2 separate regions of the Homo sapiens genome follow, and region 1 is linked to region 2. A link is a contact called in ENCODE Hi-C or POLR2A ChIA-PET data. All regions are on one chromosome and are shown on one strand. The core of a region is the stretch at or near the end of the contact, and the rest is flanking DNA. Distances in the headings are between cores, read along the strand shown. Region 1 overlaps FMNL2 (formin like 2). Region 2 overlaps FMNL2 (formin like 2).

Evidence for each region. Hi-C counts contacts between places; a loop is a spot of excess contacts on that map. ChIA-PET counts read pairs that join two places held with the same protein, here RNA polymerase II (POLR2A). Pooled maps may share reads with other maps.
Region 1: a map of CD14-positive monocyte shows a loop between it and region 2 (4-fold over the local background). The contact joins two enhancer-like sites. A Hi-C loop is called at or near these places in 6 of 168 maps with a recorded cell type or tissue (CD14-positive monocyte, Caco-2, Calu3 and 3 more), 20 of 37 single-sample maps with no recorded cell type and 10 of 50 pooled maps. POLR2A ChIA-PET finds 5 or more read pairs at or near these places in 5 of 52 experiments (H1, OCI-LY7, PC-3 and 1 more).

The regions. Positions count from the first base shown.
Region 1 is chr2:152,606,919-152,613,330 of GRCh38, forward strand. It overlaps FMNL2 (formin like 2), which reads left to right. Exons shown (of 26, transcript NM_052905.4): 10 at 421-495; 11 at 4,577-4,687. Among named protein-coding and RNA genes, the nearest start is that of PRPF40A, 110 kb to the right of the region's middle. RefSeq lists an enhancer at 5,384-5,463. Within about 2 kb of position 5,058, at least 10 of the 41 ENCODE cell types and tissues checked have a DNase peak (open chromatin) inside an H3K27ac peak, as active enhancers do; they include CD14-positive monocyte and gastrocnemius medialis, where a contact is called at or near this core.
Region 2 is chr2:152,463,535-152,469,688 of GRCh38, forward strand. The region is part of intron 1 of FMNL2 (formin like 2); the gene reads left to right. Among named protein-coding and RNA genes, the nearest start is that of FMNL2, 130 kb to the left of the region's middle. Within about 2 kb of position 3,582, at least 15 of the 41 ENCODE cell types and tissues checked have a DNase peak (open chromatin) inside an H3K27ac peak, as active enhancers do; they include CD14-positive monocyte and gastrocnemius medialis, where a contact is called at or near this core.

The sequences.
Region 1 (6,412 bases), core at 3,808-6,307, 140 kb after region 2:
TGCCTTTTAAAGAATTTAAATACTCATATCTTTTTGCATGTCTTTTTTCCTTTTTACAAAAGGAAGCTATGGTCGTTTTTTTTTTTTGTTTTTTTTTTTTTTTTTTACCATGACTGCATTCTTGGATTCCAAATGTATGCTAAAAAATTCGTGAGACTGCAAAGGCAACCAATGAAAGAAAAACACATTTGATATGGATTTCAAAATATCAAGAGAATCTGGAAAGGAAACCAAGATCAGCTTTTGGTTGCAGCTCATATGGCTGTTTGTGAGTTAACTAGCTTAGAAGGGAAGTAAATAGTTTATGAGAGAGAAAAAGATAGATATTCTGGAAATCATTATTAAGCTGAAATTTCTGCATCTAATTTTGGAATGTTTATGTTTAGAAAGTCACATGCACAATGAAAATGTGTGTTTCAGGTTTGTGGAGAAAAACAGCGCTTTGAGAAGTTGATGGAACATTTCAGGAATGAAGACAATAACATAGATTTTATGGTGAGTTATTTCAGTATTCAATAAAGCAAACTCAGTTTCAATACTTTTTTTCTAAATACACACACACACACACACACACACACACACACACACATATTTATATTACAAAGGACAGGGAATTGCAATTAATATGCTATAGATCCAATCTAGAATGTCCCTCTTAATCTGTATTTCTCTTTGATTTCCATTTTATTCCTTACATACACGGTATAGTAAAGACAAAAGTACTAATCATAGCAAATAAAGGGGAAGCCGTGCAGTTGGAAACAGCCATGCCTGGTGCAAATGCTGCCATTGTTTAATTGTTGATGATGCTGCATAAGAATCCTTAAGGTAGAAGCAATCTTGACCTTTTTTATTTTTGCAGGCCCCTGCCAGTGCCCTTCTCCAGACTATATTCTTAAAAATTAAAGTGCTTTGGTTTGTAGAGTTGACTGTATGTATCTCCAAAATGAATATGCAGCAGTGATTTTTTTTTTCCTCCCTGATCTCTTTCCTGCTTTGGTAATTCTGTGAGGGTATAATCATATTGGGGCTGTCCTTGGCAGGTTAGGTGACATACAAGAACATGCGGTTCCACAGCAGTCCTGTCATTCTCGGGTAAGAACATCAAAGTGAGTTGCAGCACTTCTGCATTCATACACGTAAATCTTAATCTGGAAGGAAGATAGAATCTACCATAGTGAATTTCTCCAGAAGTTTTACGCTTGAGTGCACCCAGATCTGTAGGCGTTGACCCAATCCAGTTGCCCTAGGGAAATTCTAGACCCAGGAGATCCTAACCGGGCTGTAATTTCCCAGATCACTTCTAACCTGAAGCAGACGTACCAATGACTCCTTACCTTGCAGAGCCTATGCTTAGGATGCCAAGTGAATTTTTCATTTGAATTGCTTCAGTGATTATAAAACATGAAACATAGCTTTGCAGATTTCTAACCCTTTTTGTGAAAAAAAAAAAGAAAAAAAAAAAAAAAAAGTTTGGAGTCCTCAAGTTTTATATGCGTCTTAGCCCTCAGCCCCTTCCAAAACCAGTGAGAAAGATGAAATCCTTTATAGAGAAGATTTTCTGTTGCATAAAGCATGTTATTTGCTTTTCAAAGTGTGTGTGTCTATATATATATACTTTATATATATACATATATATGTATATATATGTGTCTATATACTTTATATATATACACACACATATATGAAACAAGGGACATTTTTACACTGACTTTTAAAATCTTGTTATTAGGATTTTTTAAAGAAGTTAAGGCTGATGCTGGCCCTGGTGATAAATACGTAAAGAGATTGGTGCCTTGTCTCATGATGTGAGTTTCTTTCTTGTGCCTTTTTAGGGGAACTTATTCATTCTGTTAGAGTTGAGGTTGCAAACTGTAGGCTTTCATGCTAAAGCCAACCTACAGGCTTATGAGTTCAGTCTGACAGTGATGACCCTACTTAAACAATTTGGACATGATGCATAAAAAATACACATCTGATTTGCTTGGAAACTGAAAATATTTGAGAACACTAGGCCCCTGTTCCTGCAGAGTGTCAGCTGCTGGAGCCAAGCAGCCCCTATTGCTTTAGTCCAAAGATGTCCTCTCTAGTTTGTCACAGTCCACACCATTCCCTTTGCGTGACACACAGCCCAGCCTGCTCATTTATGATACCTGCCAGACCTCCTTGCCATTTGAGTTTCTGCTGAAATTACAATTATATAAAGCCCTTTAAAACACCTGTACTATCCATACACAAACTAGGTTCCATTTTCTGTCAGTTCGTTTATTCACATATACATGCAATGAGGTACCTTATTTAGAGGCTGCTATTACACAAGTTCTATGTGCTAGATTCATGTGTCACCTTCAGATAGTTGCCTCTTAGGCATATCATAAAACTCAGTAGATCATTTAGACCTGTTTTCCGAAGAGAAATGGAAAGATGCCAGAATCTAACCATGTTTTCTCTCCAGAATATGAGGCTTTTGATAAACTGCCTTGGGAATGCAATTAGGTTGCACAACCTCTGAAACAACATATTCCTCATAACATATAATATAAATTTTTCTAATGTAGTATAAGACATTTCTACCCTTTTTCTGTATTTTTTTGTGGACAAAAGAAAACAAAAACCATTTTGTTTCTTTAAAAAATATTTTTCTAGTTTGTATTTTGTACATGCCTTTGTAAAGATATATTTTTTAAAGCTCATTTAGTGATAGAACCCGAGATGATTTTTATTTTTTTATTTTTTTTTAGTAAGTTGCAGTAGAGTCCTTTTGTAAGCTAGAGAGGTTACACATCTTCCAAAGATATCCAATGTATACCATATCTTCAAAGAAGAATCTAACTTGATAAAAAAATTTTTTAAAAGATAAAGGAAATTAGGTTTGGAGAGAGACAAGGAATAAGGTGGTTCTCAGGATAAGTGTGACTCTGCATCCCTCAATCATATTCCCTCCTTGCCAGAGACTCTCCTGGGTGACAGCCATGGAGGGAAAGCATTAGTAAGATGTTTCCACCATAAATAGACTGATAGTCACTGTGGAAAGCAAAATAGATCTGTTGAATGCTGTCCTTTTATTTACCAAACCAGGGACAGGTTTTCTCTTTGGCAGGTCTCAGGGCCAGTGGTGAAGTTGTGGGGAGAAAGCAGTAAATCCCAGGCTTTTAGGGAATGCAAACTCGTTGATTATATGGAAAGATGGGTCAAGGATCTGTTACTATCCTGTTGATAGGGAAGAGTTCACAGGGAATTTTTAGATGTGGTTACCTTTTGGTGAGATTGTAGGTGATTTAAATGTTCTTCTTTAAAAAATGTTCTTTGTAATAATTTTCACATTTTGTACAACATAACTATAATAATTTCCACAGTTTATCTTATATACCTATATGACTTTCACTGAGATATAATTAACATACCATCAGATTCATCCAATTTATTTATAATCCAGTGCCTATTTAGCCTATTCACAGGGCTGTACAATCCTTACCACAATTTAGGACACAGCGTCACCCCCCCAGAAAAAAGTCCTGTACCCATTGGCAGTCCCTCCCATTTATCCCACCCTCAGCCCTAGGCAACCACTAACCTGCTTTCTATCTCAATAGTTTAGCCTGTTCAGGATGTTTTGTATGAATGGAATCACACAACATGTGGTCTTCTATAACGGGTTTTTATCATTTAACATGTTTTCAAGATCACGTTGTAACATGTGTTGGTAATTTATTGGTTTTTATGGTTTCATAATATTCCATTGTTTGGATATACCACATTTTGTTTATCGATTAATGGACATTGGCTTCTTTCTACTTTTTGGTTGTTATTAATGATGTTACTCTGAACATCTGTGTAAAGATTTTTATGTGGACGTATATTTTCATTTCTCTTAACTGTATATCTAGAAGCGGAATCGCTGGGTCATATGATAATGCTGTGTTTATCATTTTGAGTAAAAGTCACACTTTTTAAAGTGGCCACCCTTTTTTACATTACCACCAGCAATGGATGAGGGTTTTAATTTCTCCATATCCTTCCCAACTTTTGTTACTGTATTTCTTTTTTATTATAGCCATCTGAGTGGGTGCGAAGTGGTGTCTTATTGTGGTACCTCTGTGACTTTTGAATTTAAAAATAAGTATAAAATATTTTTAAAGAGGCCGGGCGCAGTGGGTCATGCCTGTAATCCCAGCACTTTGGGAGGCCCAGGCCGGCGGATCACGAGGTCAGGTGTTTGAGACCAGCCTGGCCAGCATGGTGAAACCCCATCTCTACTAAAAATACAAAAATTAGCTGGGCGTGGTGGCACCTGCCTGTAATCCCAGCTACTCGGGAGGCCGAGGCAGGAGAATCGCCTGAACCCAGGAGGCGGAGGTTGCAGTGAGCCGAGATCATGCCACTGCACTCCAGTCTGGGCGACAGAGCAAGACTCCATTTCCAAAAAAAACCATATATATATTTTTAAAGAACCAATGAAATGAAGGAAAAGGAAATCGGTAAGTGAGCCTTTTTTATGAAATTGAAAGCACATGTCTGCAGTTAAACTGAGAAAAAAGTTTGGAGCCCATCTAACCCCTTGACAATTTCATTTCAGGTGGCTTCTATGCAGTTTATTAATATTGTAGTCCATTCAGTAGAAGATATGAATTTCAGAGTTCACCTGCAGTATGAATTTACCAAATTAGGCCTGGACGAATACTTGGACGTGAGTATAGCTGTGACCTTTGGCTCCAATATAAGAATTGACTTATTATTGCCTGCCCTCAAAGGTACGCTTCCATAGCAGCTAAAGAATGCCTAAAGCTCTATGCAGTCAACTACTGTAGTGCTAGTTAAAGGGAACTGAGCTGAGTGATGTACTCTGCCAGAGATGCTGGATTCTTGCAGGGCTCCTGGGATCTCAGGTCATCTTCTGCTAGCAGCCTTTTAGTACGGGAGTCAGATAACCTCTTGCAGCCTTGCTGCAGCTTTCCTCTCCTTTTGAGCTTCATCTGGGTCAAGTCTCATTGCATCCTTCATCTGGGCTATTGGGCAATTTGTGTTCTTGGTTACTCCGGGGACCCCATCTGGGCAGAGAAAGTCAAGCCAAGACTGTAGAGTGATGAGTCAGTGCTTAGAGCATAAAAAAAAAATAATGAGGAAATGGACACCAGAGACTTCCTCCTGAAGCTGCTAAATTCTGCTTCAAGTGTTTGTGGCTTTAGAAGTTCCACTTTTAGTTCTTAGGAGAAGGAGGTTTAAAGTTTCCCTTTTTCTCACTCCCTTGCAGAAGAGTTTAGCCAGTTCCCTGAAGTTCTTCAGTTAAGAAACAGAAACTTGTGAAAATCAGAAATGGTCTTGAAAAGGCTGATGGCTCACACCTGTAATTCCAGCACTTTGGGAGGCTGAGGTGGAGGATCACTTGAGCCTAGGAGTTCAAGACCAGGCTAGGCAACATAGTGAGACCCCATCTATACAAAACACCAAAAAATTAGCCAGGTGTGGTGGTATGTGCCCGTGGCCCCAGCTGCTTGGGAAGCTGAAGTGGGGGGATCATTGGAGTCCAGGATTTCTAGGCTGCAACAAGCTGTGATTGCACCACTGCACTCCAGCTTGGGTGGCAGAGCGAGACCCTGTGTCTAAAACGGAAAAGAAGTGGACCTGAGGATCCAGGCAGTTTTGTTTTCCCTTTTGTATAGGAATGGTCTAGTGATAGAGCAAGAATTGTTGACCTCAATTTCCTTCCTTTTTTTTGAGACAGGGTTTCACTTTGTCAACCAGGCTGGAGTGCAGTGGTGCAATCTTGGCTCACTGCAACCTCTGCTTCCTGGGTTCAAGCGATTCTCATGCCTCAGCCTCCTGAATAGCTGGGATTACAGGCACTATGCCTGGCTAATTTTTGTATTTTTAGTAGAGACTGGGTTTCACCATGTTGGCTAGGCTAGTCTCATACTCCTGCCTCAAGTAATGCACCCAGCCGGTGACCTGAATTTCAAGCCTGTTTCCAGCTGTGAAGAATATAGAAGTACTTCCTTTGGGCATCTCAGGAATTCAGTTGCCCATCTTTGTTAGAGATAAACCCAAGGGATTGCACAGACTGTACCCTCAGTTTATTAGGAGACGGAATCACAGAGGTGGTTACTCTCAACCTGAAGGCCTTGCTTCCTAGACTGGCTGGGCTGCCCTTGAATAGATGGGCCTACTGTTGTCTAAAGACTACTCAGGGAGAGGCGTAATAGATTTCCATTAAAATGTTGTTTGAATTGCTTTCCTTTTTATTTAAAGGCTCATTTATATCACTGGCAGAATATTGTACAGAAAGACTCTTTCTTACTTTGAGATCAAGGTTTGTCTATCCCTTTTTCTCCTATGCTCTAAAAGTATCAGTATTTGAACAAAAATTGGATGTATAAATTCCTAGCGGTGTTTTGGGTTTGGTTTTGTGGTGTCT
Region 2 (6,154 bases), core at 2,332-4,831:
GCATTACTGGTACCAAGGGGTGGCAAGATTTCACTAGTGACTTTGAAGTTCCCCTCTTAGACTTGTAATAGATGGTGGATATTTCCTCAGTCTTAGATAAAATAAAAGCATCTTCAGAAAATATTGCTACTCATGTGTCTCAAATTTAGGAGCAGTGAGCTTGCCATGCAAAGGTAGCTTTCAGACCATCCCCTTTCCCTCTCCCCTAGTTTTTCTAATAGGTATCCTAGAGCTCCCGGTACTACTCAGCCAGGATTTAATTTGAAATGAGTTAGTTTATAATGAATTGAATGTTGTTTTTTTTTCTCCCTGGCTTTTCCCATTTGGAGAAAAACACTTCAAACCTAGAACAGGTATCTGCTTTGTTTGATGGTTAATTTTCTTTCTTCCTTTGTGTGTGTGTATGTGTGTGTTTTGAGATGGAGTCTCGCTCTATCACCCAAGCTGGAGTGCAATGGTGCAGTCTTGGCTCACTGCAACCTCTGACTCGCAGGTTCAAGCGATTCTCCTGCCTCAGTCTCCTGAGTAGCTGGGTTTACAGGCATATGCAACGATGCCTGGCTAATTTTTTATTTTTTTTGGTATTTTTAGTAGAGACAGGGTTTCACCACGTTGACCAATCTGGTCTTGAACTCCTGACCTCAGGTGATCCGCCGACCTTGGCCTCCCAAAGTGCTGGGATTACAGGTGTGAGCCCCCGCACTCAGCCACTGATGGTTAATTTTCAAATGTATCTTCCTCCTCTGCTTTTCTGTGGGTGCCAACAAATAGAATGGTGGGTTTGTTTGTTATTCTTAACTCCTTTGGCTGGCTTTAAACATGTTCTCTTTTTAGCCTTATTTTTCTAAAAGCTTAGTGCAGAAATTTCTTGTTTGGCTTCCACTCTTCAGGGTGTGATAATTCCCAAGGTCTCTCTCTAGCTCCTCAGGAATGTACCCCCCTGATGGACTGAAATTTGTCCACTCCAGTGAAATTGTTTGGGGGAGAAGGGAGCAGAGTACACGTTCAAGATGTTTTCTCCCAGCATTTGTCTGTTGATGAGCTTTTGTAATTTCCATTTCACTGTCCTTGCCCCAGAGGATAACCTTGGATCTCAGTGTAGACTAGATTGAGTGTAAAATGAGTTAGCACAAATGAAGTGGAAACAGATCAGCGTGTGAGGAGGAGGCTCAGACGCTAAATCCTCTAGTTGGGTAAAGTTGAAAGCATTTTCCTCAGAGCCTCCCTGGGAATGCTTGTCCTATTTCTCAGAGAAATAAGCTACTGTGTGCATGTTGTTGCTGTTGATGCCTTTGACATTTGTGCTTAGCGAAGTGGAGGGTTCTGTGGGGGATACCAAAAAATTGCCCTAATCTCTGTCCTCAGGAATCTTATTGAGAAGGGGAGATGACCTGATTGCTAGACATCCATCTAGCTTCCCTCTGCTAGGCACGAGATGTACAAAGGTTTAAAAAGAGCCATGAATGCTAACTTCTTGGCTTACAGCTTAGCAGGGAACTCAGCCATGACTTGTAATACAGTGGGATCAGTACTACCATGGCAGCATCAACAAGAAACAAGTGCGATCTCATAGCCCTGCGCAAGTAGTGAACTACCAGCAAAGTCGGAGAGGCTTCATAGAGAAGGGGAGTTGAGCAGAGTTCTGAAAAGACTCCCCTCTGACTAGTGGGACAGGGCATTCGTGCAGGCAAGAACACCCTGTGCGAAGGCACTGAGGTGTGAAGCAGCCTGGTGTGTTGGTGAGTGCTCCACAAGAGCCATGTCAGACCTCAATTCAGTGCTATTTTGTGTGTTGCAGGCAGGAGGTTCAAAGGAGCCCGAGAGCAGGAAGGCTGACCAAGCCAGATTTGGAAATACTTGGCTGGGATGTTCCTGGTCAGTGGGCTATTTGGGCAAAGTGGTTAAAGTGGGACAAAGGCACAGGGAAGGAATCCATGGAGGGAAGGGGAGAAATGGCTCCTTTAGTATCTTGAATGAGGCTTTTGGATGTGAGTCCAGGTACAGTGCTATAGTTTAATTGCTTTTGCTTCTGTTTCTTTAAGGATACATTGCACTTAAACCCCAGTAATTATTCCAGATTTTGTTAGTGGATATATCCCCACCCCCCATCTGGCTCAAGCTAAGCAGTTGGCATAAGTAGGGGAACAGAAGGCTCAGAATTGTCCACTGGAAGTACTCGGCTTTTCTTTGGAGAGATCAGGTTTCTTCCATGGGAAAATGATGTCAACACACTTATCTTAGCACTTTGCCTCGAGGGCACCTGTGGGCTTGCGCCTAGAGCAAAGGAAAGGGGTTCCCTAAAACTTCCTTTCTGTTTTGGGAACATGGAGATGTGATAGAATATCCCTGATAAAAGCATCAGTTTATGGTGGAGGTGAGAGTTTATGACCAGGACCAGAAAGTTGCTAGAAAGGTTGCTAAGTGGAGAATTATGGTTGGTTATTTTCAGGAAGCAACTTAATGTTGTGGGAAGAAGCACTGGACTAGGATTTGGGAAATTTGAGGTCTAATCTTGATTTTACCTTAACTAATAAGATGATCTTGATCTTTCTGAGCCATGGTTTCCTAACAGGCAAATAAGGAGACTGGTTAGGAGACTCAAGAGAGCATATAGCAGGTGTGGTAAACCATGCAGCACTTTATAGTGTGAGGACTGTCTGAACCCTGTCACTTGGCGCCTCCATCCGGACACCACGTGTGCCCTCCTGCCCGCTGCGGGGGAGGACATGCCCCTGATGGGTCTGGGCTGCACTGGCCTCTGGGTGACTCATTGGCGTTTTGTAAACCACCTTATCTTTGAAGAAAATGTTTTCCACTACTAGTAAAATTTCTTTCTTTTCTGTCTTTATTTGTTTCTCTTTAAAGTTTTCTTAAACTGAGCTAACTTCAAAGAAGTATCTGGAATTCTCTTCTTCCTCCTTAACCACTTATAGCCCCCTTATCCCCAGTCATCATTGTAGTATATCTAATTGTTGGTGGATATAATGTGGGCCACTTTGGATTTGAGTAGTCAAAATCAGAGCCTGGCTAGTAATTGGGTTTGAAGGAGAGTTGAGCTGAAGTCATCTCATGAAACAAAAATGGCAAAAGACCATCCTATTAACACTGGACTTCCTTTGTCTTCCTTCATAAGATCCCTCAGGCTTTCCTTAGTATTAAGGAGCAGGGGGAGAAGACGGTGGCATATACTGCCCTTTAAATATGGCATTTCTGAACTTAGCTCTCCTTGTACTTTATCAAGTGAGTTGTCTTCCTCTCTCAACTAGATCCAAAGAAACATGGCAGCCTCTGCAGTCCCCGTGAAGTGCTGTGAGTGGGATGCCAGCAATAAAATCATGTCTTTCTATGGATTTTTGGTTGGTGTTCTAAGGCTTGCCGCTTCTCTTCCTAATAAGCCTGCACCGATTTTGTCCCTGAAGATTTGAGGCTGTGAAATATTCTTCCTTCTTCCTGCCTCCTCCAGTCTGGGAAGCTTCACTTATAGCCAGAGGGCTGAGTGAGGTACAGCTACTCCTACAATGAGGCAAGCCTTAGTGTTCTTGGCTTGCTTCACTGTGTTTCTGACACTGCCTTACCTTAACTCTTGAGTAAGCCCCGTTTCCTGGGCAGAATCTCACTTCTCCTTTCTTGCTGGTCATTTGGCTCTTTTTTTTCTGACAAGAGCTGGATCTTGCTTGTTTACCATCTACCCCAGCACCTTATTCTTTTTTCTTGGAAGTGCCAACATATTCCTCTACGTGCTGAACCTGTTCAGTAATTCTTGTTGGATTGTCATTCCTTTGGCAAACTGAAATGAAACACACAAATCTCAAAATAGATGTAACCAGACTCCTCAAACTTAATAAATACCGTATGTGCTTACACTAGGAATCTTGCTTGTCCCGTTTGTTAACGGGTACTTCACCCCACTCTCCTGCCTCCTGCTTCTTCCCTCGGCCCCTGTTTCCTACAAATCGAAGGCTGACAGAGCTTTTCCCCTGTGAATGCTGCTGACTTTACCAGCAGCTCATCCTGTGTAGTTACGCTGCATCTTTTGATGCCGTGCACTCGTTTGGATAGTATATGCTGTTTAAGGAACTGTCTGTGCTTGTATTATTTTGTTTGTGGAGGATGTAAATGATATAGGGTTAATTCTGATTGCCATCTTCATAGTGAGCTCGCTGTGGACTTTATCAGTATGTACACAGCATATGCATGTGTGCACACAATAGGTTTTGCCATGGAGTGCTTCTTTCTTCCGAGAGCAGGCCTGGTCAACTGTTGATGCAAGCAACAACATTTGTTTATTGAGTTCTTAATCTGCCAGGCACTGTGCTAAGCTATGTGTGTTTTAGCTCATTTAATTGTCAAAATAACTTGGTTAGGTAGGTACTGTTGTCATCATCACCCCATTTTAGGAGGACCTGAAGCATGGAGTTGTTAAGCTACTTGCAAGTGATCAGAAGATCTGGATTTTCAAGCTGGGCAGTTGGCCTCCAGAGCTCAGGCTCTTACCCATTTCTAAATCACTGCTCCTAAGTTGCTAAGGCAAATGATTGAACCAGGAATTGGTTTAGCCCCTGAATGACAAAGCATAGAGTAGTCATGGCTTCAGTGTAGCACTGATACCTTTATTTGAGGGATTCTGAAGAATTCTGACTTTATTACAGCCCTTGAGGCCTTTGATTAAGAAACTAATTCCCCTGATACATAATGAGATTTCTCTCTTGTTTCCTCAAAAGTGAGTGTGTATAGATCTAGGGCTGTGCCGTCCGATACAGGAACCACCAGCCTTTGAGGTTGTGGAGCACTTGAAATGTGGCTAGTGTAACCTAGGAGCAAACAGTTTAAGTTTATTTCAGTTCAATTAATTTACATTTAAAAACACTTCAGTTACTGGAAAACTTTTTCTGTATTTGGAACAACTTGGGTATGTGAACCTGTTTTTTTTTCATTTGTATATTTTATGAAATCTAAACATAAGTGTATCTGCTGAAAATTTAGCATGTGAATTACAATGTGCTGTAAGTAAAAATACACAAGATTTCAAAAGCTTATTTTGCATTTTTTCCCCTACTTCATTAATAATTTTATGTTGGTTACATATTGAAATGATATACCTTATTTAAGCCAGTATATCCAAAACATTATTGAAATCAGTTTCTTCTTTTTACTTTTTAATGTAGCTACTAGAAAATTTAATTCCATATGTGCTTCTCATTTTAATTCTTTTAGACAATGCTGTTTTAGAGCATAGATGTGAATACTCCCCTGTACAACAATACCTTACTGAAGCAAGTGCTCAAAAGATAATTATTGAATAGGTGATTTGAGGGTGGGAGCTGGCTAGAGAACTCATTCAATGGGGAGAGATAATGGAACCTGATTACTTTGTTGAAATTGGTACTTTAGGATATAAATGAAGTAATAATGATGCATAATAGACTCCACATAACATACACAATGCTTTATAGCCCTTTCTGTAAATTACCTCTTTGACTCACAACGTGATAAAATGAAAGTGGAGAAAATTAACATGAGCCAATTACTCTTGTTCAGATTGAGTTTCCTGTTTCTGCCATGAGCTGGAATACACTGACGCTGTTGATTCGTTTTTCTTCCTTTTGGGTGGATTTTGCAATTAAGCATATGAAGCCCTCCAGGACAGGCCTCCTCCTGGCTTCTTTTGCCTTCTTGTCTGCTGCTCACCACTTCCCTTGTCATCTGAGAACCTTTGCATACGTGTCATTTCAGCTCTTCCTGATATCATGTGTAACACCGAGGAGGAAGTCAGTGCCTCTGGAATCAGAATTAAGTCTCTGCATTGCCTTGGGACACCCCATGCCTTGAGAAGTGACACAGCTATTGTCAACACCTCTCATTATCCACCTACTTCTGACTACTTTTCTCTAGCCTCCTTGGCTAGTATCCCTTTTCCCACATGCTCCCTAAATGTTTGTTTGCACCCACAGCTGCACCCGTCTTCTGACTCATGCCATTTCTTTGTTATTCTGCATGTTGCCTGAGCCTTCCTATTCACTCTCAGGACTTCTGCTCCCCCTTGCGTGGCCTGTCCAGTGGTTGTCAAATTGGGGTGGAAATGCTGAACCTCCTGTGTCCTTATGCTCCGCTTGGAGAGGTCATCAATTGAAAATTCTTTGCTTAATTGAGCATG